Regions from separate parts of the Homo sapiens genome. Here region 1 is linked to region 2. A link is an interaction called in ENCODE POLR2A ChIA-PET data of the cell type or tissue named here. Cell type or tissue: OCI-LY7. All regions are shown on one strand.

Region 1 (2,500 bases), 400 kb after region 2:
CCATTTACTTATTTATTTATCCCCATACACATATAAAGCAATTTCAGAATTGTTTGCCTGTATCTCCTGTGAGAAACAAATTTAACCAACTAGTTAATCCAAGGTTGATTGGATTATTTGTATACATATATTCACATACACACATATTTATAATAACTTACATTAGAGCCACTATAATATGGTACGAAAAAGACCGAGTGTTCTAATCTAATACATACAAGCTGGGCAAGGTATTTAACCTGACTAGGTCTTATTTTTGTACTTGGTAATTTTTTACATACTTAGAAAACTTTGGCCGGGCATGGTGGCTCACTCCTATATATAATCCCAGCTCTTTGGGAGGCTGAGGCGGTTGGATCCCCTGAGGTCAGGAGTTCGAGACTAGCCTGGACAACATGGTAAACTCCTATCACTACTAAAATACAAAAATTAACTGGGTGTGGTGGCAGGCACCCATAATCCTAGCTACTCCAGAGGCTGAGGCACGAGAATTGCTTGAACCCTGGAGGCGTAGTTTGCAGTGAGCTGAGGTGGCATCACTGTACTCCAGCCTGGGCAACAGAGCAAGACTGTCTCCCCCGCCCCCCCCCCCCCCCCCCCCCCCGCAAAAAAAATTGAGGATTCAAGAGGAAACATTTTTCGAGCAATGAATTTTAAAAAGCTCTCTCTTTCTTTTCCAGTCCCATTTCATCTTTGTGTAAATCCTTTTTTATTTTACATATTTTTTCATCTTGAAAATGGAATGACATGCTGATTTTTCTTTTTTCTTTTCTTTTTTTTTTTTTTTTTTGAGACAGAGTCTCACTCTGTCACCCAGGCTGGAGTGCAATGGTACGATCTTGGCTCACTGCAACCTCCGTCTCATGGGTTCAAGTGATTTTCCTGTCTCAGCCTCTCGAGTAGCTGGGATTACAGGCACCCGCCACCACACCGGCTAATTTTTTTGTATTTTTAGTAGAGATGGGGTTTCACCATGTTGGCCAGGCGGGTCTCTAACTCCTGAACTCAAGTGACCCACCCACCTCGGCCTCCTAAAGTGCAGGGATTGCAGGTGTGAACCACCACGCCTGGCTGACGTGCTAATTTTTTAAACTTGAGTTTTTACTTACTTACTAACTTACTATATTGACATCTTTACATGTCAATAAAAAAAATATTTTTTTTTAAATTTCGGTTTGGTTTTTTATTTAATTAGTCATTCTTTTTTAAAAAAATTTATTTATTTTTTAGACATGGGGCATTGCTATGTTGCCTGGGCTGGACTTGAACTCTTGGATTTAAGCAATCCTCACACCTCAGCTTTCTGAGTAGCTAGGACTACAGGTGCATGCCATTATGCCTGGCTGCCCCCTTGGTTTTATCTCCTGTTTTGTATCCTATTTCTGTGCCAGTGTGGATACTTAAGGTCTCCAGGATTCAGCATAAACTCTCAGGATGAAAGCCAATTTACTGCTGTCTTACATTCCTGAATTCCCAGTTTCACTTCACTTTGGACCTTTGTGGAATCCTTCCTTTTGTGTTAGTTCAACAAAATGTTAAAAAAAAATTTTTTTTTCCTTTGTTTCTAATCAGGAGTGTTCAGGGTATCTACTCTTCATTATGCCAATAACAGAAGTCTGTAACTCACTGAGCAGTCCACAATGTGGATGTGCCATAAAGTTTTAATCACTTCCTTACTAAGGAAGTGATTAAAGTAAGAAATAAATTCAATTTAAAAAAATTTTAAAAAAAGAAGTTCAATTTATTTCTACTTGCTTCCACGCTAAAAATTACGACGTAAAAATTCAGTAACTTTCCTCACCAGTGGAGTTAGGCAAAGAAGCAAGATAGGCTCATTCTTTTTTTTTTTTTTTTGAGATGGAGTCTCGCTCTGTTGCCCAGGCTGGAGTGCAGTGGCGCGATCTCGGCTCACTGCAAACTCCACCTCCCGGGTTCACGCCATTCTCCTGAAGATAGGCTCATTCTTATGTCTTTTCTATGCTGCTTAATTTGTGAATACCCTGAAACCTAAATGCTAATAGGATACGTTTTTAGACACCCTCTAAAAATTTCCCACCCAAAGTGAACTCGTCATAAGCATTTTGTTGTTTCTGAATAGCATATGTCTAGGTGACCATACTTTGGAAATTGTGTCCAAAATGCAGCAGTGCAAGTGATCTGGGATTGTGTTTTGGGCAGGTGAACAATGGTTTTGATTCATACTGAGTTATAAGAAAGTGGAAGTTGTACCAAACTGCAGGATGATTTAGAAAACGGAGTCTGATGTTTCTCAAATAATCAAAACCGAAAGTCTCAGAATTATGTTTTCAGATGGCATAATTACAAATAAATGAGGAAGTGAAATAGCAGGTTACAAGTCCTTGAGAGTGGACAGTGCAGAGGCACGTGGCACTGATTTCCAGGTCAAAGAAGAGGCCTTTTGCAAAGCATCAACTCGAATTCAGGTTATATAATCCTGAGTATTTTAAGCATGTTATCTGCATATTATTTGTCATGAGAG
Region 2 (2,500 bases):
GAGACGGAGTCTTGCTCTGTCGCCCAGGCTGGAGTGCAGTGGCGTGATCTCAGCTCACTGCAACCTCCGCCTCCCGGGTTCAAGCGATTGTCCTGCCTCAGCCTTCCGAGTAGCTGGGACTACAGGGATGTGCCACCGCACCTAGCTAATTTTTTGTATTTTTAGTACAGATGGGGTTTCACCGTGTTGGCTGCGCTGGTCTTGAATTCCTGGCCTCAAGTGATCCTCCCACCTCGGCCTCCTAAAGTGCTGGGATTACAGGCGTGAGCCACTGCGCCTGGCCCTTCTATAATAATTCTAAGACATTATCTGCCTTTTTCGTTGTGTTAACATTTGCACTGAAGGCACAAAAGCGCTGGTGAGTAGAACTGCTGGTGCCTTAGCATACATTAAGACAGTGACACTAAACTGTACTAATAGCCAGTGTGTTCTTCACTGCCATGCACTCACAGTAAGTAAATAAATAAATTAATTAATTAATTAATTTAAAAAATTCAGTTTTACTTAACTATGTCATTGATAAAATGGTAAAACTTTGTTTGTTTTGGGGTTTCTTTGGAGACAGAATCTCACTCTGTTGCCCAGGCTGGAGTTCAGTGTCACGATCTTGGCTCACTGCAGCCTCCACTTCCCGGGTTCAAGCAATTATTGTGCCTCAGCCTCCTGAGTATCTGGGATTACAGGCGGGTACCACCACATGCAGCTAATTTTTTGTATTTTTACAGAAATACAAAAAACATACAAGAAACCTACAACATGTTTCACCATGTTGCCCAGGCTGGTTTGGAACTCTTGAGCTCAGGCAATCTGCCCACCTTGGCCTCCCAAAGTGCTAGGCTGAGCCACCATGCCTGGCCAAAAACTTACTGATTTTATTGAATCTTGACCCTTGAGGACCCTATTTTTAAATATTTGCTATGACAAAATGGGAAGTACACATAAAGCACTTCTGCACGCCAAGGTAGGGAAAATGCTTATGCCATTGTTCAAGTTGCAAGCTGATCTAGCTACTTTTTTCATAGAACATCTTGTTTTATTTGAATTAACAACTGAAAGATAAATTATGGTTTTTCAAACTTAAATATTTGGCAGACATTTTTACAACAATAAACGAAGTGAGCCTCGTCACCTCAAGGAAAACATCTGACAGTACTTGTAGGCAGTGAAAAAATTCAAGTATTCAGGTGAAAGTTAGAATTTTAGAAAACTTAGTCAGGGCATGGTGGCTCAAGCCTATAATCCCAGCACTTTGGGAGACCAAGGCGGGCGGATCACCTGAGGTCGGGAGTTTGAGACCAACCTGACCAACATAGAGAAACCCCATCTCTACTAAAAATTAGCTGGGCGTGGTGGCGCATGCTTGTAATGCCAGCTACTAGGGAAGCTAAGGCACAAGAATCGCTTGAACCTGGGAAGCAGAGGTTGTGGTGAGCCGAGATCGCGTCATTGCACTCCAGCCTAGGCAACGAGTGAAACTACATCTCAAAAAAAAAAAAAAAAGAATTTTAGAAAACTTGCATCTTCCATCATAAGCTTGACAGCTTCCCAATAATTAAAGAGTTTTCTACTGGGTGTGGTGGCTTACGCCTGTAATCCCAGCACTTTGAGAGACCAAGGTGGGCGGATCACCTGAGGTCGGGAGTTTGAGACCAGCCTAGCCAACATGGTGAAACGCTGTCTCTACTAAAAATAAAAATTTAGCCAGGTATGGTAGCTCACGTCTGTAATCCCAGCTCCTTGGGAGGCTGAGGCAGGAGAATCGTTTGAACCTGGGAGGTGGAGGTTGCAGTGAGCCGAGAACACGCCACTGTACTCCAGCCTGGGTGACAGAGTGAGACTCCATCTCAAAAACAAACAAACAAATAAAAACAGGCCAGGCAAGGTGGCTCATGCCTGTAATCCAAGCACTTTGGGAAGCAGAGGCAAGTGGATCATGAGGTCAGGAGATCAAGACCATCCTGGCTAACATGGTGGAACCCCGTCTCTACTAAAAATACAAAAAATTTGCCGGGCGTGGTGGCACGCGCCTGTATGTAGTCCCAGTTACTCAGGAGGCTGAGGCAGGAGAATTATTTGAACCTGGGAGGTGGAGGTTGCAGTGAGCCGAGATCACACCACTGCACTTCAGCCTGGGTGACAGAGCGAGACTCCATCTCAAAAAAAAAAAAAAAAGACTTTCTTGATGAGATCTGAAGTGATGTAAATAAATAAGGCTTCCTGATATTGTATAATGAAATGTATCAACATTTGAAAGACCTGTTATGAAATCATGCACAGGCAAAGGATCCATTCATTCAAAGTACAAAATACAGTAGTGGATTTTTTTTTGTAGGAAAATATACGTAACATAAAATTTACCATTTTAATGATTTTTTTTTTTTTTTGAGACAGAGTCTCACTCTGTCACCAGGCTGGAGTGCAGTGGCATGACCTTGGCTCACTGCAGCCTCCACCTCCTGGGTTCAAGCAATTCTCCTGCCTCAGCGTCCCAGGTAGCTGG

Evidence for each region. Peaks named below come from ENCODE experiments on the same cell type or tissue, not always from the same donor. Only the 100,000 strongest peaks of a DNase experiment are listed, where the experiment ranks them.
Region 1: POLR2A ChIA-PET joins it to region 2 with 6 read pairs; 2 of 35 experiments call an interaction of 5 or more read pairs at or near these places.

What each region holds. Positions count from the first base shown.
Region 1 is chr5:140,284,702-140,287,201 of GRCh38, reverse strand. All of the region lies in intron 2 of PFDN1 (prefoldin subunit 1), which reads left to right. Among named protein-coding and RNA genes, the nearest start is that of PFDN1, 17 kb to the left of the region's middle. In OCI-LY7, no CTCF peak of the experiment used is centred here; DNase peaks (open chromatin) are centred at 1,340 and 2,291; H3K4me3 peaks cover 1,232 bases; H3K27ac peaks cover 1,653 bases.
Region 2 is chr5:140,685,604-140,688,103 of GRCh38, reverse strand. All of the region lies in intron 2 of HARS1 (histidyl-tRNA synthetase 1), which reads left to right. Among named protein-coding and RNA genes, the nearest start is that of HARS1, 4.5 kb to the left of the region's middle. In OCI-LY7, no CTCF peak of the experiment used is centred here; no DNase peak of the experiment used is centred here.